Linked DNA regions of Mus musculus: region 2 is linked to region 1. A link is a loop called in an ENCODE intact Hi-C map of the cell type or tissue named here. Cell type or tissue: left cerebral cortex. All regions are shown on one strand.

The links. Hi-C counts contacts between places; a loop is a spot of excess contacts. Peaks named below come from ENCODE experiments on the same cell type or tissue, not always from the same donor. Only the 100,000 strongest peaks of a DNase experiment are listed, where the experiment ranks them.
Region 2: it touches region 1 in a loop (4-fold over the local background); 14 of 42 quality-filtered maps call a loop at or near these places.

The regions. Positions count from the first base shown.
Region 1 is chr5:102,069,981-102,077,980 of GRCm38, reverse strand. It overlaps a transcript of Wdfy3 not described here. Among named protein-coding and RNA genes, the nearest start is that of Wdfy3, 4.1 kb to the right of the region's middle. In left cerebral cortex, CTCF peaks have their summits at 3,711 (motif pointing right) and 7,939; DNase peaks (open chromatin) are centred at 3,714, 7,364 and 7,711; H3K4me3 peaks cover 788 bases; H3K27ac peaks cover 660 bases.
Region 2 is chr5:101,936,434-101,944,433 of GRCm38, reverse strand. Wdfy3 (WD repeat and FYVE domain containing 3) reads left to right here. Exons shown (of 67, transcript NM_172882.3): 11 at 86-553; 12 at 1,313-1,414; 13 at 2,801-2,994; 14 at 6,695-7,152. Among named protein-coding and RNA genes, the nearest start is that of Gm42135, 7.4 kb to the left of the region's middle. In left cerebral cortex, no CTCF peak of the experiment used is centred here; DNase peaks (open chromatin) are centred at 3,923 and 6,816.

The sequences.
Region 1 (8,000 bases):
AAGAGCACCAGAGCTCTTCCAGAGCTCCTGAGTTCGATTCCCAGCAACCACATGGTGGCTCACAGCTATCTGTAATGGGATCTTCTGGTGTGTCTGAAGACAGCTTCAGTGTACTCACATACATAAAATAATTTTTTTTTAAAGAAATGCAGGTCATGCGCACAAATGTTGCAAGTCTTCCTCCAGCTGTGTCCCTGGCACTGTGCGTCTGTATGCATTGCTTGTCCCTGGTGGCCTCTATAGAGGCAACGACTGGGAGGAAGTGGCAGGGTGTCTGAGAAGGTGACAGGTGCACACAGCACAATCATGATTCCCCAGGACATGTTGGGACACTGAGAATATAGGAGATGTGGGGTGGGTTCGGGTTTGGATACCCCTGGCCAGAACGTCACGAGGATTTTCGTTCATAAAGCAAATTTTATGCTGAGTGCCATCACGGAGAAGCATCAAGGGGGAGAGCAGGTTTAGGAGATGGTACGTGCTTTCAAGAGCTGAGTATAAAGCACCAAGAAGGCCATCGGCTCTAGGCTGAACGTGTGGGTGGGAGATACTGGTTTATGCCTTGAAATCACTAGATTACAGGAAAGAGCAATAGGGTTCTAGCATTGCTGTAGCAAGCAGAAAGGAGGAGTCGGGCAGTGGAAGCAGGTTAAGTGAAGGAGGAGAAAGCACAAGAGGAGCCAGGAAGGTGCAGAGCGGCCACACGAGGGAAGAGCTTGGCAAAGGGACAGGACATGCTCAGAGATACTGGTTTGTGCCGCATTAGGGGCTCACTGAAGACTTTGGTAAGGGTTTCAACAGAGAAGTGTCAGAAGTCAGTGACTGAACTGGGGAAGAGTGGATATTGAAAACGGAGATGTACTGGAACCTCAGAACTCGGGAGGCTGAGGCCAGAAGTCCCAAGCACCAGGCCAGTCTGGCTCATACAAAGCAAGGCTCTATTTCAACAATGACAAAAGAAGACACTCTGTAAGTTATATGTGGTTACAGTCAGTGTTGAATGTCATAGGCTTGTTTGCCGGGGTTCTCCAGAGGAGGTGGAGACTGAATCGAGCATCACTATCACTGGAAACACTCTCTCAGACACGGCAGGATCATTTTTAACCAGCTAGCTGGGAAATCTATGATTCAGGGAAGCTGATAACATAAAATTAGGCTCCACAGCCATTGAATTAAATTCAGATTTATTTGAAAAATATTTGGCATACTGTGTTGTAATGTAATTGATTTTTACAGAACCTTAAATTGAATATAGAATTAAATTTATTGACAAGGCAAAAGTCAGAGACCTCTCTGTTGATGAGTGATTTTTATCTAGAAGCCCAAACTACTGAGAAAAAATGAAAAAAAAAAAAAAAAAAAAAACCAACAACAACAAACTACAGCACCCGGCATAGGCTCACCTGTAATTCCAGCACTTGGCAAGTGGAGTCAGAAGGGTTGTGAATTTGAGGCTAGCTTAGTTACATCGGGAGACTATATAGTAGGTCTGGGCTACATAGTAGGTCTACATGAGTTTGAGGTTGGACTGGTCTACATAGCAGGATTCAGGCCAGGGAGGGCTGTGTTGTGAAATCATGTAACAAAAGGAAAGAAAGTCAGAGGAAAGAAGCAAAGAATACTTTCTGCTCTTCAGAGCACCCAGGTTTAGCTCCCAGTACCTGCATGGCAGCGCACGATCTGTTTTTCCAGATCCAGTTCTGGCATCCTCCTGTGCATCCAAGCACCAGGCGCACGGTGCACATACATACATGTAGGTAAGCACTCATACATATGAAATGAAAATTAATCAATGGAGGGCAAAGAGCAAGTGAGTGGGCGTATCCCATGGGTGGGTGTGCCCGTGGGTGGGCGGGTCCCACGGGTGGGCGTGTCCATGGCGGTCTCCTTTATTGTTGTACCATGCTGATTCTCGCTCCGTGGACATTTCAAAAGTTCCATTAAAAGGAAACTTTATTTTTAAAGATAGCAGATGCCAAGAGGAAAGGAAGAACAAGAGCTAAAACGCCAAGTGTCAGCTGTAGAAGGTCTAGATCCAGCTAGGGCAGCGTCCCATAGATGCTTTCCAAATATGAAGCCGTCTTAAAGACAGCTTGCTTCCAAATTAGCAATGCCGCGATTTGCATAGCAGAGCCCAGTAGGCAATTGTGAAGAAAACAAATATGTTTTCTAGTCTTAGCACAACGTATAGGGAAAAACTATGAACAAATAATGGACTGTATGAATATTCGGGTATTCCAACAACGGAGAGTAGCCTGTGTTTAAGATCATCAATAATCCAAAATATTGTACCCATTCGTTAAATTACTATATTTCAATAAGCTCCGATGATTCCTAATTGCTTGTCAACACTCTTCTACTATGAGGTAAACGTTTCTCTAATGGAAAGAAATGTTACCAAAACAGGAAAAGCCCTGACAACTGCTGACTTGTCTTGCTGAGTTTGCAGGTATACGCCAGGTACAACTGTGCTTTTTGAGTAGGTGAAGAACAGGTCGGGGTGGGTCAGACTGTACAAAGGTCCTGTGGCAGAGGGACGATGGAAGAGGAGGAGGAGGAGACTAGAAGCAGGCCAGCATGAAAAAAGTGCAAGAAATCACATTCTGAGCCAAGACTGGAGCCATGGGTAGGTGACAAACTATACCCTGTCCCAAATGCCATGAAGATTTTTTAGTAGACACAGTGGGCTGAAAGGAGTCCAGGGTAATGTGGGTGAAGCAGAGGTGAGACTGTTTTGGCTGTAATAGGGAAACCAGATTAGTATCAGAGAAAGCAGTATTAAGCAAAGTTCATATTTAAGAAGATACAGGAATGGCTGGAAAGATGGCACAGTGGTTAAGAGCACTGCTGCTCTTCCAGAGGACCCGAGTTCAAATCCCAGCAACCACATGGTGGCTCACGACTACCTGTAATGGGATCTGAGGCCCTCTTCTGGTGTATCCAAAGATATGTATAGTATTTTTGTACTCACATATGTAAAATGAATGAATGAATCTTTAAAAACGAAGAAGATGCAGGAAGTCCAACTGCTTGGTAATGGATTGGATGAAGGGCATGAAAACGATTTAAATGTCACAAGTGTGCCTTGGGAGACTTCCAAGTAGAATCCTTACCCTTAAGGAGACCCAGCAGGAGAGAGTGGAACATAGGCTTTGTGGCAGCCCTGCACATCATTTGTAAACGTTACAGCCAGACTTGAATCGTGCACCTGTTGCCAATACTTTGTGTGCATTAATGGGGTAGAACCAAAAATTCTTGTATCATCTACCTGGTGCTAGCATATCATTTAATAATCCTGAATTCAAATATAAGAAGTGTGTTAGTTATACATCACCCTTTATACTTTTAGCATGACTAGAAGACATAGAACAGGCAGTAATAGGGCTAACCTGGAAGCTTAGCATGAGGAGGCTTTGCTGAAACAGTAGGCATGGTGGTGCACACCTGTAATCTACGTTCTTCACAGGTGGAGGCAGGTGGCTGTGGAAATTTTCAATCTAACTAGGGCTACTTATGGAGACTTTGTTGAGAGAGAGAGAGAGAGAGGGAGAGGGAGGGGGAGGGAGAGGGAGAGGGAGAGGGAGAGAGAGAGAGAGAGAGAGAGAGAGAGAGAGAGAGAGAGAGAGAGAGAGACAGAAAAGACAGTAAATTCCTAGATTTTTTTTCCTTGCTTAGAGATGTCTGACTGACATTTTCACTCTGGCCGGCAGATGGCAGTATTTTATCTTGTTTAAGCATTTATAATCAGCTTTTGTTTTGAGTCCTCTAGGCAATCCATGAAATGACAGGGACTTGTGAGAGGTCACCTTACACACTTTTGATCCCCAAACTCCCTTAAACTCTCTTTCAAATTACTAATTTCTTGCAAATAATTATTACTAGTTTTGTAAATAGGAAACCCTACTTTTAAATTTTTTTGATAAAGCTTCACTGTGTAGCTCAGGCCGGCCTCCGAGTCTCACCACACATTTATCTTCTTTAACTTTCTTCCTTAACATTTTTTTTTTCTGAAAAACATGTCAATGATGATCGGCAATTTGGAAAATAAAGTTTAATGTATTTAATAAGGCACGGTTAAAGATTCCCACCAGAAAGATGAACCCCTTCAACTCTGACGTCTCTGGGCTGGAGACTCAGAGGCAGCCTCAGTCTCCCATGGTTGGCTATATGTTGATGTCTTCAACTAAAAAACAAAAAACAAAAAACAAACCCCCAATATTCCCATAGTCGTTTGATGAGTAAATTAACCCCACAGCACAGACTGCTATCTTGCACTTGGGAAAACACACACCCATGCTGGCTTTGAAGTTCTAAGTTCTTCATAACTCCATAAAGAAATAGGGAGGAGTGGGAAATCAAAACATACAAGTGGCCTTGAGTTCTGCAGAGCAAGTCCCAGCCCATCCTGGCCTACTTAGTAATTATCTCAAAAACACAACCAAAGACAAAATATCAGGAGGCCTCCACTATATACGGAATTAGGAGTGCTTTCAACAGCATCTTCAAAATATCCCATTTCCACTATAATAATGATCATTATGATAATGAAGAGAAAAATGTGTCTGCTGTTTCCTCCTGTGGTCCTCTTGTTACTCTAGAGCTCACAGGAGCTTCATTTGTAATATTTACTTAAGTATAAACAGAAACAATCCATCAAGCTACAAGCCCCCCTCCCGCCCAAACAAAAGGCATGGACGCTCAGGCGCTCCCTTTGAATGTATGTACAAGAACAGCAGAAAAAAAAAATGCTTCTAATTGGAACGTTCCAAATGCATTTCTCCCCAATTAGAGTCAGTAACAACTCTAAATGGCACTGTCTTGGGGACAGCTCATCAGTTAATTATAAGGAGTCCTCTAAATTGAGGAGGAAAGAGTGATACTCAGTTTTGATCATTACAGATAAATATGGCTTGTCATTCCTCGCTTGATATTCTAGACAGTCCGTCAGAGGCAAACAGGGAACAGAGATAATTGTCTTTTACAAAGAGCAGAGATTATGAGAACAACACTGAACATTTACTTAACTCTGTCTTCTGGTCTGGGGTATGTTTTTTTCCACAAACATTTCGATCACATGATCCCCAGAGAGACTCATTTGCTTGCCCAGTTTCCCTTCCATCTGGGTCTTCTAAACAAGGGGAAACAATATGGTAATTCTATTATTGTAGCTAATAACCTGGGAGAGTGGAAACACATTTTAAATATGATAGCAACATATTTTAGCATAGAAGTGAAATTTGAATGTGTCAATATGGTTAATGTCTATGTAGATTTTTGTCTTCTAGCATCTGTAACACTCCATGTTCTGGTAATATCTTAAAAATCTAGAATTTAGTTTATATACATATTGTATTATACACACACACACGCATATGTCAATTTATACATTTATATGTATATATATGAATGATAATCCCATTTGCCATTAACCTTTCATTTTATAAATAAAACATAAAAGAAGCAAATGCTTAAACAGAGAATTCTGAGCTTATTGCTTCTCTTAACAATTTTGGAAATTCTCTTTTAAAACATGTCCTCCCTCCTCAGCATCTCTCCCGCCAGTCACTTGTTGTGCTCACGAGTCTTCTGTCACCACAAATCCATGGCTTTTACTTGTCGTGAGGCACAGCTCCTCAACTGCTATTGTCTACAGTCACCTCATTTCTGAATGGAAGTTAGGAATCAGACTCCTGGTGCAGAACTGTTTAGAAATAGCCCTTCAGCTTCCTCTATCCCCAGAGGAGTTCGCTGCACATGCCTAGAACTCCTTCCATCTGGCCTCTGCACAAAGGGCTTATTCCACTTTAACACAGTCTTTGTTTTATGAGGAGTGTGAGTTCATCTGAGTGAATACACAGGACACAGTAGTCATGTTGCTGGAGAACCTGAGCTGACCAGGGTTTTGTTTTGTTTTGTTTTGTTTTGTTTTGAATACCTAAACTCAAGATGACAGAAACTACATTTGGCCGGCAACAAAGACCCAGGAAGGTAAGAGCTGTGGCGGTGACAGATCTGAGGCAGAGCTGAGAGAGAGCAACTGGGAAGGGTCTTTTCCAGACCATCCTTATAATCCTTATATTTGTATAGCTTCAGCAAAACAAGGGAAGGCAGCTGGGTGTATATGTGTGCACTAGGAGAAAACCTTTGTGAAATATTCTCTATAAGACACCAGCAGGAAAATTGCCACATTTGCATACTGATATACCCTTGAACTTTATTGCAATGGTTTTTTTTCCAACAGAAAGACATTTATAATCAATGTGCTGATGACATACATTTCATAAATTTTCTTCTCCCAATTATAATTACAAAAAAAATTCGAAACCTCATTCATATTTAGTTGAAGATCTTCCTTCTGAAAGGCACCCTGGTCTTAGTGTTGACTCAACTGATTTTCTTACCCTAATGTAGCCATGCATCCAGTAGCTCTTCTTCCTGCCACACTCCCAGGCTGAAGAGAATTTTGTGGTACATTTGTGTAAGGGCAGATTGGAGGAACGGTACCTAAAGAATACACATCAAAGGGCCAAGGAGGAAGGAGCAGTAAGAAGGAAAAGGAAGCAGGCACACCCCTCCCCCACCCAGCGACCTGGCAGTAATGATTTATTTAAAACTGTATTATAGAGCGCTATAGCACAGCCTATTTGGCTTTAAAGGAATTCTATAGATGGCACAGACTGAGTTAAAACAGTTGAATGGCCAGTATCTTTACAGGTTACTTTGTGAGCCTTAGAGGCAAAGCATCGGATTTCTGTTCCCCCTTAGATGATCTGGTTATAAAAGTAGGTTTTTTTAAAAGGGGTTGTTCTGACCTACTCTTTCAGAATTGAGTAACATTTACATTTTTATTCTGTAGCCTGCCCCTGGTCTCTTCCCTTCCCTGACTGTCTCCCTGGCCTCCAACTCTGGACAATTCTTCTATCCTCCTGAGGGACCCCCCAACCTCATCCAACAGCAGCCCCACCCAGCACAGGCCTTACAGGCATGGCTCTCCACACCTGGGGAAAGGTGCTTTGTCCTGCCAGCGGGTGCCTGGGAACAGCAGGAACAGGGGCCCCCACACGGAACAGCTGCTGAATCTTGTAGCAAACAGTGGAGTAAATCGGTACAACTGGATCCAATTCCAAACACAAACTGGCTTAAAAAAAGGAAACAGCAAGTCCAAATTACTTCGGCTTTTTTTTTTTTTTTTTCTTTTTTAGAGGAAATCCTAAAACTGCTGTAGATTGCAGTGTTGGGAAAACAAGCTCGTGTTTCCAGTTTCTGTACCACTACTTCCCCACTCTGAGCTGTTCAACTCAAGGAGTTCAAGCATTCATGCTGACTCAGTTTTGTCCCCACCGTCAGAACAGAAGTATGACCCAAACGGTACGCTGGGCGGACTAGGAACAGAGACAAGCTGATGTCCGCTTGGCTGTTTCAAGTTTACCAATCCATACTCATTTAGTGCAAACATTGTGTTGGTCAGGTCTATGGAGGTACAAAGAATGACCTTTCCAGAAAGGGCAAACCTAAAATCTCAGCAGAAGGTCTCAAGGTCACTGACCCAGGACAACCCTGGAGACTGGAAACTCCTGGGTCCTGATCCGCACCGGAGGAGGTGGGGGTTCGAGGCCGCGTAGTGAAAGAGCTAGCGTGGGCAGTTCTTTTGTACTCCAGCTGGAGTAAAATGAACGCAGGCTCGCGTGTTTTCATCGCTGGTGACAGCATCCAGCAATGGGAGTAGGGCTCAGGGGCGCGCAGCGGTGCTTTCTCAGCAGGGTCCCCCGAGAAGCCGGAGGAGGGGGTGAGCGCTGCGCCAGAGGACCCGGGAGCCCGGAGGCGAGGGCAGGGGGCGCGGGGCGCGGGGCGCGGACTGGGCTGCGCGCCTGTCCAGGGTGCCGGCAAGCAGGAGCCGCGGCGAGGGAAGGAAGTAGGAAAGAGGAAGGAAAGGCGGGAGGGGCCGGCCGCGCGGCTGCAGTTTCTGCGGCCGGCCTGGTAGGAGGAGCGGGAGGAGCGGG
Region 2 (8,000 bases), 130 kb after region 1:
TGACACTCACTGTGTGTTGACACAGACTCTCTATGATTATTTAACGTGGCATCGCACCCACGTGTGTCCCTGCTTGCTGTTTCAGGACACAGTGTGAGAAACATCCAGGCCTTCGCAGTTCTCCAGAATGCGTTTTTAAAAGCAAAGACCAACTTCCTCGCCCAAATCATCCTGGACGCCATCACAAACATTTATATGGCCGACAACGCTAATTACTTCATCCTGGAGTCCCAGCATACCCTCTCGCAGTTCGCAGAGAAGATCTCTAAACTCCCAGAAGTACAGAACAAATACTTCGAGATGCTGGAGTTTGTTGTTTTTAGCCTGAATTATATCCCCTGTAAAGAACTCATTAGCGTCAGCATCCTGTTAAAGTCCAGCTCTTCTTACCACTGTAGCATCATTGCAATGAAAACCCTTCTGAAGTTTACAAGGCACGACTACATATTTAAAGATGTCTTCAGGGAGGTGGGCCTGCTGGAGGTCATGGTAAACCTTCTGCATAAGTATGCTGCCCTCCTGAAGGATCCAGCTCAGGCACTCAATGAGCAAGGTAAACACTTCCCCAGTTGATGCTCGGTTTGGGAAGTCAGTCAGGGAGGCTCTGGGGCTGGGGCGTGCCTGGACTGCCGATATGAACGAGCTCCTGTTGTCTGTGAGTGTGATGGGTTCCAGCCAGTGTCTCCAGCATTGACTTTTTTTCACCTGTTGTTAGGGAGTTGAGTAAGGGGCGCCCAGAATTATGTTACAGTAGTAGAATAGGGTTCAAAGTAAGGGGAAAGTAAGTATGGTTGTCATGACTTGTGCTTATTACTTTTTATAGTTAAGTACCATGAAATGTGGGTATCTGAAAATGTTTTTCAGTAAATTTTGAGACAAATGGGTCCATTTCAGGATGCTTCATAAACATCATTGGGTGCCTTTTTGGTAAATATGATGAAGGTACTCCTATCTAGCCATTAGGAAGCTTTAAGTTGTGAGTAAATGCCTCTGACTCATATTCAGAATTCTCTGCTCGGCCTCTCTGATTAGAATCAGTGAGAGCGATGGGGTTAACTGGGTTTGCCATTTTCATTTGGAATATTTGTTACATAATTAGCTCCTCCCACACTAAAATAAAAATCTGTTAACATCAATTTGAACATATTTTGGGCAGGTGCTGGGCATGTGTTATTTCAAAGGGTATGTTATTAGCATGTGTGATAGTGGAGAAAGTAAATGTGAAAGACACAATAAGGAGAATTAATAATTCAAGTGGAACTGGCCAGAAAACAATGCTTTTATGATTTGAATCTTTGAACCTATTTTCTAGGGGACTCAAGAAACAATAGTTCAGTTGAAGACCAAAAACACTTGGCTCTGTTGGTGATGGAGGCCTTGACCGTGCTGCTTCAAGGGTCCAACACAAATGCAGGTGAGAGGAAAAGCCTCGGGCCAGAGCTCTGGGAGTGGCTCTGTCTGTCTGCTAAGGCTTCTGCTGTTAAAGGAGAAGCGGTGATTCAAGGATGGTACAGCCATTCAGGGATGGTAAAGCCGTTTAGTAATGGTACAGCTGTTTAGAAATGGTGTAGCCATTAAGTAATGGTACAGTCATTCAGGGATGGTACAGCCATTTAGTAATGGTACAATTGTTCAATAATGGTGGCCATTCAGTAATTGTACAGTTGTTTAGTAATAGGACGGTCATTCAGTAATGGTGCAATCATTCAGTAATGGTGTAGTCATTTTAGTAATGGTAAAGTTAGTTGTTCAGTGTTGCAGGGAGTTTGCTAACAGCTTGGTGCTCTCAGTGGGTGCTGCACCCGCCCAAGAGCTCTTTGGATTCCACGCACACGCACGCGCGCGTGCGAGCATCAGTTAATTTTGATATGCCTTGACTAGCTTAATGACCAGGCAGGCATCTTTACATCTCCCCACTGCTAGCCCAACTAGCTCCCGCCCAACTGCCCCAGGCCCTATGGGGGAGTGGCCCTTAGGACCACTTACCTGAATTCTTACATGGCTGGCTGCCTTTCTGTCCCACAGCTCTTAGGTCTCATCCCTCTGCCCTCAAGTCATGGTGATTCTCCCTCTGCTTCCCTCCCAGTTCCTAGCCCACTCAACTATAAAGGTTCCGCCTCTCTTTCCACCCAGCCATTGGCCATTGGCTCTTTATCGGTCAATCAAAAACCAACTGGGGACAAGAACCTTCAGCATTTTACAAGCAAATGTGGGAATTCCCATGCAACTTGGGAATCCATTAAATCAGGATCACAACAGTTCGGTAATGGTAGTCATTCCGGTAATGGAAACGTCACAGCCTGAAAATGAGACATTTTGGCTTATACCTTCCGGGCGAAACCTGTAATGCTGTTACTGTCTTAAAACATTTTATTGCTTTGTATAGTATATTGTCTTTTAGATTTATTTTATAAAGTTATATTGTATACTCTTTAGAAATTATTTCTAAAATACTTCTTCATAGCTGTGGCTCATAGGTGTGACACAACAAGACTTTAAACCTTGCACCTAGGAGGCCGAGACAGACAGATCTCTGAGTTTGAGGTCAGCTTGGTCGACACAGACAGTAATGACATGGTGACTGTATCAGAGCACTCACTGTATGTTAAAACGATAGAAAGTGTCTGTGTATGCTACAGTGCAACGTTTACATTGTAATATAAAAAGTAAGATAGGTATGTCAGCTTCCCAAGCAGTTCTCTTGAATTACCTGTTCCTACAGAAGCAGTTACGTTTTAATAGGCCCGACTCGCCCTGGATGTTCTAACTTAGACCTTTGACCTTATTCCTCCTCCTTTAGGAATATTCCGAGAGTTTGGCGGAGCAAGGTGCGCCCACAATATAGTGAAATACCCGCAGTGCCGGCAGCACGCCCTGATGACCATCCAGCAGCTGGTGCTCTCTCCCAATGGGGAGGACGACATGGGTACTCTCCTGGGGCTCATGCATTCAGCCCCACCCACAGAGCTGCAGCTGAAGACTGACATCTTAAGGGTACAGTTGACCAATATGTCTGCTTCCTTACTGATAAAGTCCGGGGTCCTTTTGAAATTAAATGGACTTAGTTTCAACAAGGACATTCTTGGGGCTCGGAGAAATGGCTCAGCGGTTAAGAACACTGACTGCTTTTCTGAAGGTCCTGAGTTCAAATCCCAGCAACCACATAGTGGCTCACAACCATCCGTAATGAGATCTGACGCCCACCTCTGGTGTGTCTGAAGACAGCTACAGTGTACTCATACAATAATAAATAAATCTTAAAACACACATACACAACAAGGGCATTCTTTATCACTGTTTTAAGTTGTGTGTTTGGGTGTTTTCCGTGTGTGAGTGTAACTGGTGCCAGTGAAGGGCAGGGGCTTAAGATCCCACAGAGCTGGAGTTTTAGGGGAACGGGGATGCCGGGAATCGAACTCTGGGCATCTGTAAGAGCAGTACTCATGCTTTTAACCGCTGAATCTGCAGCCTACCAAAGAGAAATTTTTAAAAATCCAAACTAACAAAGCCTCTACAGTTTATATGCATTTGGGGTTTGTCTTTCCGTATCTCAGGTCCTTCTAGGGACTGACCTTTGCAACAGTTGTCCTGACTCATTGGCTTCATGTGGAATGACTAAAAGCTAAATATGTATATCATCTGTTAGGTTCTCACCATCCAATGTTACGCATACGTGAAACATGTTACGTGATGCTGCATATACACGTTTATCATTTCCGTGTCCGTAGTAGACCCTAGTAAATATCTAACGGTCTCCTTTAATGTGTCCCTTGATTGCCTCACGCCATAGCAAGCTTGCAGAGCAGTCAGCGCACTGATCTGCAGAGGAGGAAGGCAGTGAGTTTGGCTGTGTTCCTCTGGGTGGGGCCTCTACACGCGCTCTCTGCTGCGCCATCCTGCCTCCTAGGACCTACGCACCTGTGTCTTCTCGAGTTGCTGGCATAACTGCCATTGCCGTGTGAGACATTTCCAGAGCTAACTAAAGTTAGACATCTTCCTTTTTAATTTGTTTCCGTGTGAGTTTTGGTGACTCAAGCAAGGAATAGCGTGTAAGAATATTGAGTGGCATTTGAAGCTGTTTTTCTAAGTTCGAGAAAAAACCATCTTAATTATAACAGCAACTAACACAGATCCCTGTGTGCACATTTCACAGGCATCCACTCACATAAGCCTTTTGCTAATAAGATAGGTGTTATTTGTGTCCCTGTAACAGTTTACTTTTTTTAATTTGATTTATTTTCTTGCAGTTCCTAAGCTATGCTAGAGAGACCTTGCCCCCAGACCCTCCCTGTGTTTTAGACACTATAACCTGAAGTGTAGCTTGATTAGACATCTGAAGTGTGAGTCTAGTGGGTGGAGGACACGGTCAGACTGCCCACAGAATTGTGCTTTTAACTTCTGCAGTGTGAGAAACAAAGTTTTAATCGAAAGAGTCTTAATGGGCTTTCTCTAGAAACCTCCTTTTGCATTTCAGTAGCATCTGCCTAAGTCAGAAGAGTCGTTAAAATTCTTATGCTTTCATTAACTTACTGATCCATGATTTCTAGATACGATTTCCATCTTCAGCAAGCAACCACTTTCTTAGGGAAATGTATGCTAACCTCAGTGTGTAGTGGGCTGTGTCCCCAGACCTGTGACAGTCCACTCTACGGTGTATGCTAACCTCAGTGTGTAGTGGGCTGTGTCCCCAGACCTGTGACAGTCCACTCTACAGTGTATGCTAACCTCAGTGTGTAGTGGGCTGTGTCCCCAGACCTGTGACAGTCCACTCAACAGTGTATGCTAACCTCAGTGTGTAGTGGGCTGGGCCCTCAGGCCTGTGACAGTCCACTCAACAGTGTATGCTAACCTCAGTGTGTAGTGGGCTGCGCCCCCCCAGGCCTGTGACAGGACAGTGTTCACAGTAGAGTCATTTCTCGTGTCCTTGTTGTTAAAGTTACACATGTCATGTACTTGTTACATTTTGCCCTAGTGTCTTTAAAATAGTGATAGCTTTATGTGCCAGCCACTTTACAAAACTCTGTGTGTGTGTGTGTGTGTGTGTGTGTGTGTGTGTGTGTGTGTGTGTGTTTGGAGAGTTCTAATTATCTCTCTCATACTCACTGAAAGCCATGACACAGGCAGGCAGAGTAAGTGCTATGATAACGCAGTTTACTGTTGGAGCCAGAGTTGGAATCCCTGCATTCGACTCTGATCTGCATCCACTCCATATCATAACCTTAAGATTGTTATAATGTTGGAATGTCTTAACAGGAATTATAATTGTTAAGAATATAATTTACTAAACTTGACAACAAAGAAATGCTGTTGCTACCAAATACTTTTTAAAATGGAAATTCCCAGCAAAAGAGTGGAAGGAACATACTAGGTGTTTTAGTAATATGCACAGCTTATATAGTTTCTTTTAAAATAACTAAGTTTTAGTATATAGTGAAGTCTTTATCATTGTTGAAGTGGTGTGTGTCATATGGACAGCTGCATATAATATATGCAGTTATATCTGTATCAGCACATGGCCTTTCCCAGATGGCTACATACACTGTATGCAGTTGTAACCTGTATTAGCGCATGGCCTTTCCCGGTCTTTGGCTTCCCTTAGAAACATGTAATATTTGAAGACAATGACCTTCTGAAATACCACAGCTGCTGATATTAAGACGGATCAGCAGAGTGTTGTTGTCATAAGAACGGAAACGTAGGTCGACAGATGTCAGTCCACAGAGCAGGACAACACGACATTGTGTGTAGATGCATTTAGGGAAGTGGAATTCCCTAAGCTTAAGCCTTCCCTGGCCATTCATTTAACCCAGTGCAGAATCCTTGATAACTTTAAAAATCACCATAGTTCCTCACGCAGTGATGGTGGTGGTGGTGGTGGTGGTGGTAACAGCCGTTTTGAAAATCAAAAATTTAAAAGAACTCCAAACTCTAAAACTTAAGAAACATTTGTTGTTCAGTGCGTAGATGCCTGTGCACCACATGCCTATGAGGCTGAAAGAGGAAGGATGTTGGGCCCCTGGTTACAGACACCTGGGACTCCCCCGTGTAGCGCTGGGGATTGAAGCTGGGTCCCCTGCAAGAGCAGCCCGTGTTCATAGTTGCTGAGTCATCACTCCAGCCTCAAATCCTAGAGCTTTCTAACATGATGTCCCATGTAGAGAATCCCCTACGGTAGAGCTTTGTGTCATAGATAAAAGTATTTAAACACACGCACACACACACATTTCCTGTTCAGACTTAAGGTATATCATTGCATGTGTACTCTGAAAACAGCTGAAGGACTTCCTGGACCTAAGGCTTTTGGCTAAGAAGCCCCCGCCTTACATAACACACTGCACTGTTGAGCAACTACGGAAGGCAGAGTGTGAGGGTGCCTAGTGTTGGTGCCTTGCATACTTAAATCAGGTGTTACCGAGTGGGTGACAGGACGGCTTGCTTTCACTGTGGTTATTAGGTCAGATGGGGCAGGGTCCTTTTTTCGGCCTCAGGTTCTAATTCTTTCTAGAGAGACAGATGTCTAAGTCCTCTCTCCTGAGAAACTGTGCCTGAATCAGAGCCCTCAGGTCTCAGCTGCGCTTCCTTGTCTTCCCCCTTAGAATAACCCACCTGATAATCACTTACACAGTCCCAAGCTTTCGTGGTCATGTGATGTCACACTATGTATTTTACCGGTTTCCCTTCTCTCTCCTTGCAGGCCCTGCTGTCCGTCCTTCGAGAAAGCCACCGTTCAAGAACAGTCTTTAGGAAAGTGGGAGGGTTTGTGTACATTACATCCTTGCTCGTTGCTATGGAGAGGTCTTTGAGCTCTCCTCCCAAGAACGGCTGGGAGAAGGTGAGCCAGAGCCAGGTGTTGGAGCTCCTGCACACTGTGTTCTGCACGCTGACGGCAGCCTTGCGCTATGAGCCGGCCAACTCGCACTTCTTCAAGACCGAGATACAGTACGAAAAGCTGGCGGACGCTGTCCGCTTCCTTGGCTGCTTCTCAGACCTCAGGAAAATAAGTGCCGTGAACGTCTTCCCGTCAAACACGCAGCCTTTCCAGAGACTGCTGGAGGAAGGGGCGGTGTCCGTGGACTCTGTGTCACCGACCCTGCGGCACTGCAGTAAACTCTTTATCTATCTCTACAAAGTGGCCACAGATTCTTTTGACAGGTATGGGCCCCGCTTTGCTGTCTGAATTGCAGGCTGTGCCCAGCACAGCCTCAGCATTAGACTCCGGTTAACTGGAAGGAGGGTGAAAACCAGTGAATCTTCTATTTACTTGAGGTCTGTCACTCTGCTCAGGACCCTTCCTAGCCTCGTCCGGGCGTCGAGTTTGCAGCACAGGAGCGTGTGTTTGAGTAAATGCGCGTTCAGTTTGCGCCCATTGCATTTAACAGAACAGCTTCTAGGATGTTTCCTTTTGAGCCATGAGTGTTGTTCCTTACTCTCAGAGAACACTAGGTGTGTGTGGGTGCGTTCATCCTGGTCACCAACCGGACAACATGGTTATTGTGATACGTATTGCCAGGTGATTGCAGATAGACTGTCACACTTTCATAGTCTTTGAGAGATGGCATGCCTCCCCAAGAGACATGCGACACTGGGGCATCCCAGGCAAGTGTCCATCAGAATCGTTTACCTAGTCCTTCAGGAAGGGAACAAGTGCTTGCTGCATGCCAGGCCACTGTACATTCGGGCCCTGAGATATTAACTCTGCACAGTACCATCTGGGTCCCGGTCATCGTTCATGGGTAACGTGCACGTGAATATTTGTAGTGTAAGGTGACGCATTCTGTGATGGAGAAATCGGGCTCTGCACAGGAGAGCTACTTTACCCAGGGTCATTTATTTTCATCGCCTTGACTACGTTTTTCAATTAATTTTCCTCTTTGAAAACAATGTAGTCATGTTCTGGCTTCTCCAGCTTGAACATTGTCATTTTTAATAGTCTCCACTTCTCTTCCGTACAATAAGTGATTTTTTTTTTCCTATCTCAACCACAAAGAGACCAAGTAACA